Regions from separate parts of the Homo sapiens genome. Here region 2 is linked to region 1. Evidence: chromatin loops called from intact Hi-C (ENCODE). Cell type or tissue: endothelial cell of umbilical vein. All regions are shown on one strand. Each heading gives the region's core, and the rest is flanking DNA. Links, peaks and the distances in the headings are about the cores only. Region 1 overlaps MRAP2 (melanocortin 2 receptor accessory protein 2). Region 2 overlaps CEP162 (centrosomal protein 162).

Region 1 (8,340 bases), core at 81-8,080:
ACAGTGTTAGAAATGATCGCAGGCTATTCTGGTCCATCATTATGAGCACACATGGATACACTGCTCTCCACAGCTCCAGGAAACCAACTGGGATGAAAAGATGCTGCTGTGTTACAAAAGAAGGTTCTTCAAATAACAGTTCCAGATCCTATTTTTATACATATTTTTGATAGTTCAAACATTCACAGTTTGGAGGAGCTAAAAAAGCAAATGCTTTTTAAAAATTCTCAATCTCAGCTTGACATTGATTCATGTTCTCCTACTATGGGAATTTTTTAGTCTTTCATCAATTAGAATCACCAAGGCCCTCCTGTACCATTCCTGAGCAATCAGCCTATGTGTGGAGGCGAGATGTTTTGTAGAATTTGGGAGGTAGAGGACAGAGAGTTCTGTAAAGAAGAAAGAATGCTCAGGAGAAGTAATCCTTGGGGATTTCACAGGTTAAGAGAAATACAATTATGCTTTCAATGAGGAATTGTATAAAACTTACATTTATGAGCCTTCAGTCCTTCAAAGGAAACTGGTCCAATCTCATAATATTCATATTCCCAGGTGTAATCAGAATTAGATGCCGATTGCTGGGAGGTTCTGTTAGAAATTAACCTCTGGGCGGACATCTCCGACCTGCACAAATGGAGAAAGTCAAGCGCAGAACCTGTTAATTCATCCAGAGCTGCACAGTTACCTTAATTACTCTTGATCGCATTCAGGAGTTTGGCAGCAAACCCCTTGAGGAGGTCTTACCTCCTAGGCCAGGAGAGGTTCTTACCAGCTGCTCACACCTCATATCATGTGGCCACTACTTCCTTTTCTCTTGCCACTAGAGTGGAATAATGTATTTGAAATCAGACACTGTATATTTTTTTGAACTTAACCCAATGCCTGGCACATAACAAATGTTCAGTAACTGATGAAGGAAAGAAGGAAAGGAGGGAAAGAGTATGTCAAAATCTCTGAGCTTACAGCTTCAGCCTCAGCACCTATACCTGCAAGAGTATGTAAAGAGCCTGCTGAAACTAGTTCATTGCTGATACTAATTTGATGTATTACTCAATCTCAGATTGACATTGATTTATGTTCCCCTATAAGGGAATTTTTTAGTCTTTCATCAATTAGAATCACCAAGGGCCTCCTGTACCATTCCCAAGCAATCAGCCTATGTGTGGAGGCGAGATGTTTTGTGGGATTTGGGAGGTAGAGGACAGAGAGTTCTGTAAGAAGAAAGAATGTTCAGGAGAAGTAATCAAATTAGTATCAGAAATGAACTAGCTCAGTAGGTATCCATTCAACACCTACTATGCAACAATGGAGATGAGCAACCTAAGGTTTTGTTTGTTTGCTTTTCTTGCTTCCAGTGGGTTTGGAGGAAACTAAGTTTAATAAAATGGAGTGAATAAAGAAAAACAGGCAGCAAAAGTTGCATAGTGGATCTTGCAGAAGATACTCAACAGAAGTCCACAACTTGTCCAACTGCTTACTCCTGAAATTTATGATATTTTCAGGATTTCCCAAGTATCTTTGTTAACTGTGACTATTTTAGACCAAAAAATCCTGACTTCTTTGGGAGAAGATGGTTGCACTGCGCAGCACGGATACCGAAGGTGATAAGTCAATGCAGCCTGTGTTCAATAACTGTGTTTGAGCACCTACTGTGTGCAAGACACCGCACACTGTGGGGTGGGCAGAGATGCCTGAGACAGATCAGTACTCCACAGACCTTCCCTTATAATGGAGAAAGGAAGACAAAGTGACAAATAGCAGTAACATAAGGGAAAATCTGAATGAAATGTCAGCGGTAACAAAGATTCACTGAGCAGTCACCAGTCATCTTGAGCTTCAAGATTCTTGAAGCAGCCCCACTTCAAGAGCTTTCTGAGGTTTCTTTCGCCCGCATCCGTCCCCACTGCCTCCAGGGCACAATCCTCAGGGAAGCTGAGGCAAAATCACCACCACCCTTCCACCCCACTTCTGCATCACTCTCCCCTTTCCCTTACCCCTTCTTTCCCATCCCAGACATGGACTCCACAAAAAAAGACTCCAACCCCACATCATCATACTGTTCAAAGGATGGGCCCAAAAAGCCTAAAATATTTACTTTCTGGTATTTTATAGAAAAAGTTTGCCAATCCCTGCTCTAGAGCCCTGAAAAATCTGAGCTTCAGTTTTCCCACTAGTAACATGAAGATGATTATAGTACCCACTTCATGGAGTTGCCATAAAAGTTAAATGTGATGTTGCATGAAAAATTAAGAAAAATATTAGCAGGCAGCACAACTATTATTAATTAGAAATGCTGATCTTGAATAGAAAAGCCTCGCTTTGTTCTTCAGACACACCCAACTCCCTGGTCAGCCAATTCTTATCAAATGCACCAAGTGTTAATTGATTGATTCAAGCAATCTACCTGCCTCAGCCTCCAGAGTGTTGGGATTACAACTGTGAGCCACGGTGCCTAGACAAATAAATAAAACTATGACAAAAAATTACTTAAAGGCATTTAGATCATTTAAAAGTTAAAATGATCAACATTTACATCCTGGGATTCATGCTATTCTACCAACTCAAAAATAAAATGATAATCTTTCTCTCCTTTTTTTATTAAGGAAAATAAGATGAAGTCTGGTTTGATCATATCATTTTTAGTAGAAATCAACATTACAGCTACTATAATAGCAGAGCAGAGGGAGGGACTAAACTTCATCTGGAATAGAAAAATAGGGAAAAGTACTTAAAGGAATAAAGAAAATAAAGATGGAGGGTGTCGTCTATTCAGCACACCACAGAACCGAGAGCTGTTCTCCCACGGCCACGCAGTTCTCAATGTCAGCACACGGTGGGGACCCCCATTTGTGGCTACCAGGTTCCACAAGACCAGTCAGAAAGCAGCAGTAACACCACCCTCATGGGGCCGGTCAGTGTGTAAGAGTTAACTGTAAGGAATATCAACCACCCACCCTACAATAGAGACATGCCTTCTTTTACTCCCCCTTACACTATTCCCTTTCATCTAAACGAACTATTTAGGGATGGATTACTAAAGGGCATTACCAAAGGGTAATGAAAGCTACATGTGCAAAAGTCCTGAAGGTGGGAAGAGAGGAGCAAAGCTCTGACAAACACTGAGAGACAAGAATGAGTGAATACCAGAGCCAGCCTACAGGAGGTTCTCATTCTGCAGAATGAAATGTGACACCAGCTCTCCCCAGGCAGCCACCAGTTGCCTGGGTAGCCTTCAAACAAAAGGAGGGGCATTTGTCTCCACTGCCTCTTTCCTCTCACTTCTTGAATCCCAAAGATAGCTTTGGAGGACAGAACCTCTGACCTCTTCTTTAAAGCAGTCACCTAGTGCCCTTGAAAAAGTCCACAAGGCATTATTTTTTCATGCAAGCCTCAAATTAATCAGCTTAGGCCATCAGATGCACAAAGACCAACAACAAACATACGGCAGTGCTAGGGAAGTGTTCTGTGTTGTCCCCATTACCAAGCCCAGCAATGACTCTCCAAGCTTTGCTGAAACATAAGCTGGGAACTGCCAGCATGTCCAAGTAGCAGCCCCCAGAGTCTGCTATTCCCGCCACAGTGTGCATGATCTCGGCCACCCACGCAGTGAGGGAGGCAGCCTGGCCCTGAGCCTCACTCCCTGGGGTGCTGACAGGCCGGCAGCTGCTCTCTCTTGAACACAACAGCAGGAAGCGGCAGCTCCACGGGCAGCTGCTCTCTGTATGGCTGCCACTCCTGAGAACCACCCTCTCCGCACCGAGATTTTCTTAATGTCAGATTTCTTCATAAAATTAGAGTCATGAAAAATAACTTCTTTGACAGGAAACATATCCTAAACAAGCTTCCAGGAGCATGAGGGAGAGACTAAATTGCTCTTTTGAACAGCTGAAAGCATCACTGCCAACAAAAGCAAAAATGAAGATTAGGACTGCATCCGAAAGCTAGCCCTGAAAGGAAGCTTACCTTTTCCAGGTGTGCACAGGGTAGTGTGGCCCAGGCCAGCCCATTGTTGGGGAAGACGGGAGATCACAAACCCAAACAGAGAAAGCGTGGTGAGCAGGCCCAGACACCTCTCATTAAACCATCACCCCTTCTCCAACCCACATTCCCATCACTTTCATCCCTTCTTTGGACTATCCAATCTTTCCTGCTCCAACCCAGGTTCCCACACCACTCCTGGGCACTCTCTTTTCCTCCCCGCTCCCCTTTTTTTGAGACAAGGTCTTACTCTATTGCCCAGGTAGGAATGCGATGGTATGATCACAGTTCACTGCAGCATTGACCTCCCTGGCTGAAACGATCCTCCTGCCCCAGCCTCCCAAAGTGCTGAGATTACATGCATGAGCCACCACACCTGGCCTCTTTTCCTTCTTTTATTTTGAGGCGAGTCTTGCTCTGTCACCCAGGCTGGAGTGCAGTGGTGCAATCTCTGCTCACTGCCACCTCTGCCTCCTGAGTTCAAGTGATTCTCCCGCCTCAGCCTCCCAAGAAACTGGGACTCCAGGCACATGCCACCAGATCCAGCTAATTTTTGTATTTTTGGTGTAGACAGGGTTTTGCCATGCTGGCCAGGCTGGTCTACAAACTCCTGACCTCAGGTGATCTGCCTGCCTGGGCCTTCTAAAGTGCTGGGATTATAGGTGTAGTCACCGTGCCCAGTCCTCTCTACCTTCTTAAAAATGGATCAAGCAATTCTCTCCACCTCCCTGAATTTGAGGAGATGTACTCAGACATAGAACTTCTCAAAGAGTGAATAAATGTCTTTGTGTCAATATCCCTGGTGGATTACGATGGTATGCATGTTAAGGGGGCTGCTTCTTTGGAGTTAGACACTTTTTTTCCATGTTAAGGGGTAAACATCAGCAGATGAGTTTTACAAGTGACCACCAACCCAGGCACAGGACTAGCACATTAAGAAGAAATCCAAAAGGTGCCAGAAACCCTGAAAAATGAGCATGCCCCCACACAAACATGCACACAACTGACAGCACAGCTACTAAGGCATTCCAAGAAACTGCCAGCCAGTGCCACAAATCCAAAGACCTATGCTGACCAGTTTGTACAGGGGAAGACCTAATGGCCAGTCAGATGATCAAAGTTCCCAATTGCAATGACTCTCTCACCTTCCTCTTCAATCCTCAAACTCCAAAAGTAGGCATGCCACCCAGGACCACCAACCTCTGATCTGGCCCAGGCCAGAAAGGTCTTTTCAGTTACCTGTTCTTATCCTTCTTCCTCTTACTTCCAGGAATGACTGTCCCCCGCACAACATAGAGAAGTCACCCTTGTGACTCATAACGCTGTCTTTCCTCCAGCAAGGAGACTTGAGAAACCAAAGATAAAGCTCAGACACGCTGCACTTTGGTGGCTGATGAGCCCAAGGTGGGAACTTCAGAATCGCAACTTTAGAAGCTTAATTTCCTCCTTGCACAGAACAATGGTGCACCCAGCTTACTCGTGCCTAGGGTAGGGCCACACAGAAAATGAGAGACTTCAAGGTTATGAATCACACTCTGAGCCAGCTGGATCTTCTTAAAGCATCTCTATAAGGCAATGCCTCCCAGCAAGGGATCATGCTTGACCCTCTCAAAGCTGCCACAGTGTCCTCCCAGGGCAGTACTTTAAAAAAACAGTAACATGGTGTTATTCTCAAGTTTACTTCTGCTTTTTATAGAGTCTGCGTGAACCATCACCTTCTACTGGCACTTCCCACTTAATTCCCAGGTCTGCTGATTCTTTTTCTGTGAATCCATTTTAAGTCAGTGATGTCTTTCCTGGGGCGTGGATTTTTCTCTCCTCCAATTAAAGAAAAAAGGTCATGCTTCCAGGACTTTGTAGTCTTCTCCTCCTCACGACTATTTTGACTCGAGTATGACTCTTACTTTTGAAGTCTGATGCTCTGGCCACTCAATTCAGTCTAGAGACATTACACGCACGTACACACACACACACATGAATGCACGCACGCTGGGCTCTTCGTTTTCAAATGGACATACTTCCCACATTTTTCTACACTGCCAAGTTTTATGCCATTCTCTAGTGTATCCTAGAAAGTACTCAATTACCCAGCAGTCCTCAAAAAATGGTGACTGACAGCTAACAAGAGAATTCAGGATGTATCTATTTCCTGCCTATCCCCCCTTCTCCTGTGCACATAAGCAACTTGTTTCCAGCAGCAAGACAGCTAACCAAAAGTGTTCCCAAGCCTGAAGACTTCTTCCATCTTAACATAAAAATCAATGCCAATAGAAGATCAACTTCCAAAAACAGAAATGGGACTTAATATTTTACACTGATAGATATTCAGTCACCACCTGAAATAAAGAATTGCTTAATTAAGAAGTGGGCACCCTTATTTCACCAGCTGGTGTCTCAAAGGGGACAAGCAGTTTGGATTCATAAATCTACATCTTCCTGTTATGCCCTGGGCACCTATATAGTAGTAAACAGGCTAGTAAGTTTTTTGTTGTTGTTGTTGTTGTTTTGTTTGTTTTTTGTGTGTTTTTTTTCTGAGATGGAGTCTCCCTCTGTCACCCAGGCTGAAGTGCAGTGGTGTAATCTTGGCTCACTGCAACCTCCGCCTCCTGGGTTCAAGCGATTCTCCTGCCTCAGCTTCCCTAGTAGCTGAGATTACAGGTGTGCACCACCATGCCTGGCTAAGTTTTGTGCTTTTAGTAGAGAAGGGGTTTCACCACACTGGCAAGGTTGGTCTCAAACTCCTGACCTCAGGCGATCCGACTGCCTCTGCCTCCCAAAGTGCTGGGATTACAGACATGAGCCACCGCACCCAGCCAGAAGTAATTTTTAAAGTGAGTGTTTCCTGGCTCTGTAGTACTCCACAGACTAGTCCCATTCTAATAGACTTCAGCTGGACATCAAGAATTTCATGTTACACACCAGGAAAGAAGCTGTAAAGTCTCCATCTGGAGAAAATTTCCAGAGAAGAGAAGAGGCATGGCCCTGAGATGCGACTGCACCTCCGCCCCTGGCTCTACAGATTCAGGGAGCTGAATTTTCAGTTTTCCAGAGATGAGAAAGCCCTTATGGACTCAGTCATGCTAATCAAGCATAGCAGAATGATTTATAATGAGCATATCCATTTGTTGAATTAGGAAAACAATGGCCAAGCTGACCACAGCACATGTTTTACGTGGTCTGGGAAACAAAATTTAAGATCAGAAGATTAGCTGGTGAATGTAGAATCAGGACAAGGGAGTTATAATAATACGACAAAACAGGACCCTAATGCTCCATCCCACTACATGTGTGTCAACGTGTTAGACTGCCATCCTTTATTCCAGTGTCAATGGTTGCCACCACAACATGCTATCATGGTTGAGTTGGGTTCCCCATCACAGGAAAGGCATAGGCTTAACTCTCGCCTTTTCTAGACCTTGCTTTTCTTGGTCTGTACTTCAAAAAATTCTAGGCAAGTTGAGGGCATCAGTAGAATACCAAGCCAGCCACTTTTATTATAGTTAGGTTTTCTGGGTTCCCATGACTATTTTATTTTTGCTCTATTTCTAAACTGTTAGGAAAAGCATGCTTTAAATTACTAGTGTCAAGTCAAAGAATCAACTATCAAAAAGAAATGCTTCATAATGAGATACCACTACACACCCTATTAAGATGGCAATTATCAAAAATCAGAAAATAAGTGTTGGTGAGGGTATAGAGAAACTGGAACCCTTGTGCACTGCTGGTAGGAAGGTAAAAAGGTACAGCCGCTGTGGAAGACAGTATAGCAGTTTCTCAAAAATTTAAACATGGAATAACCATATGATATAGCAATTCTAACTCTGGATATATATACAAAAGAACCACAAGCAGAGACTTGAACAGATATTCATACACACCTATGTTCATAACAGTATTATTTACAATAGCCAAAAGGTCAAAACAACCCAAGTGTCTAATCACAGATGAATGATAAATAAAATGTTGTATATACAATGCAATATTAAGCCTTAAAAAGCAATGAAGTTCTGAAACATGCCACAACATTGATGAACGTTGAAAACATTATGCTAAATGAAATAAGCCAGTTACAAAGGGACAAATATTGCATGATTCTACATATATGAGGGTACCTAGAATAGCCAGATTCCTAGAGACAGCAAGTATTGGGTTGGTGCAAACATAATTGTGGTTTTTGCAAATACTTTTAACGGCAAAAACCATGATTACTTTTGCACCAACCTAATAGAATGGTGGTTATCAGGAGCTAAGGGTAGGGAAATGGGAAATTGTTATTTACCAGTAAAAGAGTTTCAGTTTGAGATAATGAAAAAGTTCTGGAAATGGATAGTTGTAATGGTTGTACAACAATGTAAATATATT
Region 2 (8,340 bases), core at 104-8,103, 160 kb before region 1:
TCGTGACTTCTTAATAAGGCTTCCTCCTACCAAAAGTGATATTTTTTCTAATCTTCATATTTATAGCACACATTTTCAGTCTTCTGGTTTTTGAAGAAAACAAAGAACAAAAGAATATTAAAAAGCAAAAAACAAAAATAAAACATTACTCATAATTATTTACCTTTTCCATATATCAGTTTTTTACAACAAACATATACTATTAAAATAAGGAAATTTTGATACTGTATAGCTTTACCAGTTTTTTCTAGTGCTCTTGGAATACAGAGCAAGACCCTCTGCTGGCCTATGAGGACGAGCACGGTCCAACCATTGACTTCCTGCTCTGGGCTTATTTCCTCTTAGGCTTACGCTCACCATCTGGGTCCAGCCTCACTGGCCTTTTTGCATCTGCAAATGTGGCCTGCCCCTCCCATTGTCATGCTTCTGTACCTACTGTGTCCCCTGCCTGTTCTGGTCTCCCTGGCCTAGTTCACCTAATTATTTCCTGGTCTTTCTTCACATCTTAGCAGAAATGTTACTTCCTCATGGAAATATTCTTGGATTTTCCTGTCTTGGTATACCCCCCCAATTAATCTTATATAATTCCTTCAAAGCAGAGTTGTAATTCACATTTAACTTTGCTCTGTGAATACTGCTGCTTCTCTGGTAACCTCCAATGGTTACTGTTTTCTTTGCCACGTCTCTTGTTCCATTAGACTTGGAAAAGGAGTAGGTTATTGTTCATTGCTGTTTCTAGACCGTTCTTCCAATCTCCTTATGAACCTTGCTATCAGACCACCTATCTACTGTGTCTCTTTGTTGCAGTTATCTACTGAACTCCGGGTTATTCCTCCTCATTCCTCAAAGATTTTAGCTGCTGTTTCACTGTGAGTCTCCAATTCTCTTGTCTAATTATTGGTGACTACATTAACTACATAGCTAATGCCTCTAATAACCTGACTTCCGAGTTCCTTAAACTTGTTTACACCAAAAAATCTTGCCTGCCACATCATAGCCACCTCTTCCCTCTAATAGCTTCTCATTTCACTTGTTATAAAAGCTAATGACCTTTAAGCTACCACCCATGCCAGTCCTGCACCCTGACGTTTTTGGCCTCCCAACTTAGACTACCTTTCTCTTGCTTATGCCCGTATCACTACACTGGCCTCCTTTCTATTCACACATGCCTGGGCATTTTCCTGGCTTAGAGGCTGTACACTGCTTTCCTCCTCCTTAAACACTCTTCCCCCATGTATTCATGTGGATTGGTCCCTCACCCCCACCAAGCCATAGCTCACGTGTTAACTTCTCAGTGAAAGCCTTCCTGACCATCCTATTTAAAGTTGTAGTACCCTCCATTCCTGCATTCTCTGTTCCTCTTTCTTGTTTTATTTTTCATCTTGGCACTTAACTGTTTTCTAATGTACTATTTAATTGCAATGTGCTTACTTATTTTACTTATTGCCTGCCTCAAATCACATGAATAAGCAGGGATTTTTGTTTTTTTTTATTCACTGATAAAGCCCCAGCATTTAGAACAATGCCTGGTGTGTAGTAGGCACCCATAAATATTTGCTGTTGATTGTCTCCTCCTGTTAGATTTTAACCTTCGTGATGGTAAAGGACTTCATTGTATAGCTGGCACTAACAATGTTCTAGGTACATAGTTTGTCAAAAAATTTGAATAAAATAAGTAATACTCAGAACCTTTGCTACATAAACATAAGTTATACTTTTTTACCCAGGATTCATAGAACATTTTTGAAACTTTTTATTATAAAAAAATTCAAACATATACATAAGTACCACATACTCCCATGTACCCATTGCCTAGCTGCAACAGTTGTTATTAACTCATGGTCAATCATTTTTCATCAATATTCTCTCTTGTTCTCCACTTTCTGACACTCAGGATTATACTGAAACAAATCTCCAACAGCATATCAATTCTCTCCACATATATTTCAAAGTATCTCTTAAAATAAATACTCTCTTTTTAAAATATAACCATAATAATGTCTAAGAAATATCTATAATAATTTCTTAGTATCATCAAATATCTAATCAGTCATAAAAAACTTTTAATATGCTTAATATATATTAGCCTTAGAGAAAATTTCAAATTCCTGAATGCTGTGAGAGACTATAATACCCTCCCGTCCCCAACAGTATGCACATAACCTGGCATGAGAACCTCTCCTGCAGTGAGCCACTGATTCCATTGTTTTAGAAATAATGACTTTGAAAGAGCTTTTACTATTTCCATCTATTTTTTGAAATGATATTTACACTAACGAAGGCTTCTGTCTAACCTAGTAGGTTTTTAATTGTACCTACTTTGCCACCTTGTATTTTGTTATAGTAATTCATGCCACCCACAGTCTATTTCCAATAGTGTTAAGAGTTCAGCACCAAAAACTCTCTGAGAAATGTAAAGAACAGAGGGAATAAGGCAGAAGATACTCTTTGAAGTGTCATGGTATACTGTATTAAGTACTTGTAATTACTTCAAAGTAATTTTAAAAAATTTTGTCTCATGGTGCAACTCTTTGAAGTATTCTATTTAATATGATACAGTGCCACCAAATAGAATTATAATCTTTCTTTTGTGAGTGTTAGGTCTGATGGATTTTTATTTAATAGAGCAGATTTATTTTATAGCTACTGTGCACAAAATTAGCATAACATTATTATTGTGTTGTCATAGTGGCCAAAACAATTCTTTGAACATAAATCTTCATCTGTATTAAATTGTGTACCTAGGACTTCTTGGAACAAATGTGAGCTATTTGAAAACAAAGAAGACTTCTCAGCCTGTTATGGAAATAGAAGAGGAGTCTGCTGAAAAGATTCAATTTCTTAAGAGCAGTGGAACCTCTCTCTTAAGTACTGATAGCTTAGAAACAAATGGTAAGAAATGCAAGGGATATGAGTTGGTAAATTATTAATTGTTATGCTTATATTCAGAATTACAAAAATTATCTTGAAGCCTCCTTTACTGAAGCATGTAGACAGATTTAATATCTTCCTAGAGGTTTAGAATTATTCTAGAGAAGCTTTAAACCTTACGTATTATTAATATGAATTCATATTTGGTGAGTGAGAGTAAATATTTGTAAAATTTTTAAAATTTACTACATAATGTCAATAAATGCATCATTCAAATCAATGTTTTCAAAATTCTGTATATTACTAAAATATATTTGTGCTTTCCATTTAGAACTAGTAGTTTCTGAGCTCAACCATAGTAGTCTCGGAGTGGGATTGGACACATTAGAAGAACAAGAGGAGAAAGAACAATTTTTTGCCAGGCTTGAGAAAGGCTTGACATCTTCCATTGATTATTCGAGATTAAATAAGGAATTGGATTCTAATGACTCTACACATTTTAAAGCTTTACATAGGTAAAGTACAGTGTAAACTATTAATGATTTTTATGATTTCTATGTTTTTGGAAGGCTGATATATGTGTGATTTTAAATAGGTAAACATTATAACAGGCAAACTTAAATCTTATTTTTTAAATCTATTATCTGTTCATTTTATAGTTAGGGTTTTTCTTATGTGTGAGTAGAATATGTTTCTTGGTATTTGAGAGCCCATGCTGCCTCCACAATCTGAAATTTCATGCTATTGAGACTAATAGTACATTGCCAAGAAGTCCTTACTAGGAAAGTCATTTATTAATTCATTTTCCACAGACAAATAAAGAGAGTCCAGGTTACCATTATAAACTCAGGAAAAAAAATAACAGAAAGGGAAGTGGGAACCAAGGAGCAAAGACAAGTTTGATCTGTGTCTTAACCTCTGTATGGTTGGCCCTGATGGTTATCGGGAAACCTCATTTATTCTAGAAATCCCACTAGTTCACTGAACTGGTCCTCTCTTTATTACACTAGACCATTGCCATTCTCAAGACCTTTGAAACCTGAGGTCTTTAATGCCCTTATTTAGTTATCCATGTAATTCTTAAAATTATGAATGGAAAGAAGATCATAATTTTATTTAGGATTTTGAGATCACAAAGGTATAATTAAGGGTCAGGAGAATCATAATCTCTGATTATTAGAGTGCCTAGGCTCTGCAGGATGGTTAGTTTTTTATAGACAGTGGATAAAGAAATGCATTTACCTTCATGAACTTTGCGGGGTCTGAGATTTTTACCCTACTTGGCAAGCTAACAAGCTAGCCTTCCGGTTTTATGATGTTGACAATAGACAGAAGATTCCTGGATCAGAATTAAAGAACAAAGGCAGTACCTGAGTGTCGCATTTGTTCGCATTGGTTCCCCATGCCCTATGATTATGCTGAGGGCAAGTCAAAGGATCCATAATGGATGTATTCACACACAATGGGCTGTGTTACAGAAGAGGAACACTGAGCTTGGAAAATGTATTACTTTTTTTTGAGACGGAGTCTCGCTCTGTCGCCCAGGCTGGAGTGCAGTGGCACGATCTTGGCTCACTGCAAGCTCCACCTCCCGGGATCACACCATTCTCCTGCCTCAGCCTCCCGAGTAGCTGGGACTACAGGCGCCTGCCACCACGCCTGGCTAATTTTTTGTATTTTTTAGTAGAGAAGGGGTTTCACTGTGTTAGCCAGGATGGTCTCGATCTCCTGACCTTGTGATCCACCTGTCTCAGCCTCCCAAAGTGCTGGGATTACAGGCATGAGCCACCGCGCCCAGCGAAAATGTATTACTTTTATAGTAAGTGGAAACAAGCCTGCTCTTTGTTTGGTCGGAAATGTTACCCAAATGGCATGGTGAAAAATGATCAGCATCTTGTACTCTTGGCATATTCAGCAAGAATGTGCAGGGACACTCAGGGCCTATGGTCATTGCCTCTCCCAACGTTGTCAATACAGATTAAGCATGCGCGGGTTTGTGGGCCACAACTTTTTGCCACTTTGCTACATTTTTTAACTTTTTTCTTATTTCTTAACAGTATTCTTATCTATTGATATTTCTGCTGTAGAACAGGCCGGTCAAAGTACAGAATAGCATTGAACATGCAATATTAGGTGTTTGTAGCTCTCATCATTATTATATAGTCTTATAGTTTCTCTAACGATCTCACTAAATAGGGTTGATAGACTGAAAAGGTAGAACTGATTCTTGGTTTGAGAGAAAGCAGTATATGAACTAATACATCCAATATAATTAAATCATACTCAAGCTCCTTTGTCCCCTTGCTTAGGTTTTGTTTTAAGGCTCCTATTCAGCTTCTGTTTCAGGATTAAATTGCTTATTAGCATGTAAGTGCTGACCTTAGCATTTTTTTTCTGGCTTTCATATGGACTTCACTGGTTCTCATAGCTTGTGGTCAGTTTCTAATCTTTAGTGTAGAAGGGATATCTAGGGTTGTAAGATAATATTTGTACATGTAAATGCACATAGTAATAAAATTGTGTATATTTAAGAAATAGGGCATCTTTTTCCTTTGTATTACTTTTAAACTGCAATTAATCAAATGCTTCGAAGATGCTTTATTTTCAAAACGTTTTCCTTAAAGTTCCCAAATTTTTAGCTTTTGATAGAACAAAAGGACTTGAGAGAGGACATGTATAATTTTAGGGATTTTTTAAAACGGTATACAGAAAGAGTTGCATGAGAATATGTTTTTAACATGTAATGCTAAATTAAATAAATATTTTTTCCAGTAATCAAGCCAACGCAGAACTAACTGATGACGAACATGAGAATGAATCGAAACATGAAGAACTGGCAGGTAATTTCATTGGTTCTTAAATTTATAATATTTGAAAAGATAATATAGCTTTTAATAAAGACATTAATAAGAAAAATAATTAAAAGGAAAATCATATTGTCTCAGAGCTTTGAATAGAGTGGGTTTGCCTGTGTTATAAACTGAGCTGCTAAGAAATTGTTGAAAGTGAACTGCCTTAAAAAGGTTTTTTTCATAGACTGCATATAGCTGGTTTTAGCATTTTTGTTCAATCTGACAGTCTCTGCCTTTTAATTGATGTGTTTTTACCCTTTACAGCAGTGTATTTATTGATATAGTTGTTTACGGTTTTGCCATTTGTTTTCTTTTCATCTTCTTGTTTTTGTTGCTTTTGTCCTTCCTTCTATTGTATTACTTATAGTATTCCATTTTATTCTTATTTTGGCTTTTTAGCTATTCTTCTTTGTTGTATTTTTTTCTTAGTTGCCCTATGAGTCACAATATATGTCTACCTTATCACAATCTACTTTCAAATAATGTTATATCACTGTATTTATATGAACTCTAACAACAATAAACTCTCCTCAACCATTTTGCTATTTTTGTCAACGTTTTTCTTCTACATGTCTTAAAAACACCACAGTGCATTATTATTATTGTTGTTAAAGCAATCAATTATCATTTAAAAGTACTTTTAAGGAATATAATAGATATTTATGTAAAAATGTGTATTTATCCATATATTTACCATTCCCAGTGCTTTGTATTCCATTGTGTAGATTTGAATTTATCTCAAATTATTTTTCTTCACCACGAAGAGCCTCCTTTCACATTTCTTGTAGTGCAGGTTACTGCTAGGAACAAGTTCTCTCAGCTTTTGTTTGTCTGAAAATATACTCTGCCTTTGTTTTTGAGGAATACTTTTACTTGATACAGAATTTTATGTAGTGTTTTTTTTTCCTTCGGGCAGTTTAATGATTTTATTCTATTGTCTTTTGACCTTATTTCTCATGAGAAGTTTCCGGTAATTCCTATTATTGTGATTTTGTATATATCATGTATTTTTTTTCTCTATTTTCAAGGTTTTATCCTTTTTTTTTTTTGGCAATTTGACTATGGTGTATCATGGTATGCTTTTCTTATATTTATTCTGTTCAGAGTTGGTTGAGCATCATTGATCTATGGATTTATAGTTTCCATCAAAATAAAAAATATTTTGGCCATAAATTCTTAAAATATTAATAATAATGCTGCTTTCCGCTTCCTGCCCTCTGACCCTAATTATGTTAGAATGCTAAGCTTTGTTTTATGGGTCACTAAGACTATTCCATTTTTTAAAAACTTTTTTTCTTTCTGTGCTTCACTGTTCACAATAGAACAGTTCCTATCACTGTTCTTTTGCTTCAAGTTACTGGTTTTTTTCCTTTCTTTAATCTGCTATTAATCTCTTTTTTTTTTTTTTTTTTTTTTTTGAGATAGAATCTTGCTCTGTCAGCCAGGCTGGAGTGCAGTGATACCATCTCGGCTAACTGCAAGCTCCGCCTCCCGGGCTCATGCCATTCTGCTGCCTCAGCCTCCTGAGTAGCTGGGATACAGGCACCCACCACCACACCTGGCTAATCTTTTGTATTTTTAGTAGAGACGGGGTTTCACTGTGTTAACCAGGATGGTCTTGATCTCCTGACCTCATGATCTGCCTGCCTTGACCTCCCAAAGTGCTGGGATTACAGGCATGAGCCACCATGCCTGGCCCAATCCCATCCTTTTTTTTTTTCTTTCACTCTAACAGTTCATTTTGGATCTTTGTTTTAAAATTCTTTAGCATTTTTCTTCATTATGTTCATTTTTTTCAAGTCCTTAATATTAAACATATTTTACAGATCTCAGTATTTGTTCATTTCTGTGTGTCTTTTCTGTTGGCTATTTAGTTTCGTGACACTTTTTCCTGCCTCTTAGAAGTCTAGTAATTTTTTATTGGATATTGGGTATTGTGAATTTTATGTTATTCAGTGTCTGGATTTTATTTTCTTCTTTTAAAGAGTATTATTGAGCCTTGTCTGGTAAGTAGTTGATCCTACCACTTGATTTTTTTCAAGGCTTTTCTTATGCTTTGTTAGCAGAAGTCTAGAGTAGCTCTAGTAACCTCTAACCCTACTGCTAAGGCACATCCCAATGCCCCTAGTGATCAATGAGGTCTCTCCACTTAAGCAGATTAGAGTTCAAAAGTCTCCCTGTCTTGTATGAACTGTGAGAATTGTCTAACTTACAGCATCCCACTTGTTCTTGGCTCATTTTATGCATTAACAGCTTAGTATTCAGCAAAGACTCAAGGGCACCCTATGCAGATTTCTGGGGCTTTGTTTTCACTTAGGCACCTCCTCTCTTGATTACTGTCTTATATTTTATAAATTGCCTCAGCCTTTCTGAACTTATCTCGCTCTCCTCTACTCAGTGATACTGTCCCAATCTCCCCGCCCCTGCTCACTACTTCAGAACATATGTGCCTTCAGGTAATTGTAGGCTAGCTCACTTGTTTTCTTAGGAATCACATTTTTTTGCTGCCAGTTGTCTAATATCTGAAAATAGTTGTTTTATATATTGTGTTGTTTACAAAGAAAGTACAATCCCTTTAACTCCAACATGGCAGAGGAGAAAGTCCTCTAGATTGGCA

What was found. Hi-C counts contacts between places; a loop is a spot of excess contacts. Peaks named below come from ENCODE experiments on the same cell type or tissue, not always from the same donor. Only the 100,000 strongest peaks of a DNase experiment are listed, where the experiment ranks them.
Region 2: a loop joins it to region 1, with 2.1 times the contacts of the local background. A loop is called at or near these places in 3 of 110 quality-filtered maps.

What each region holds. Positions count from the first base shown.
Region 1 is chr6:84,047,596-84,055,935 of GRCh38, reverse strand. MRAP2 (melanocortin 2 receptor accessory protein 2) reads right to left here. Exons shown (of 4, transcript NM_138409.4): 2 at 491-624. The coding sequence starts at 617. Among named protein-coding and RNA genes, the nearest start is that of MRAP2, 18 kb to the right of the region's middle. RefSeq lists an enhancer at 2,310-4,162. In endothelial cell of umbilical vein, for the core only: no CTCF peak of the experiment used is centred there; DNase peaks (open chromatin) are centred at 3,235 and 3,575; H3K27me3 peaks cover 155 bases.
Region 2 is chr6:84,210,328-84,218,667 of GRCh38, reverse strand. CEP162 (centrosomal protein 162) reads left to right here. Exons shown (of 27, transcript NM_014895.4): 4 at 2,746-2,892; 5 at 3,203-3,386; 6 at 5,644-5,711. Among named protein-coding and RNA genes, the nearest start is that of CEP162, 13 kb to the left of the region's middle. In endothelial cell of umbilical vein, for the core only: no CTCF peak of the experiment used is centred there; no DNase peak of the experiment used is centred there.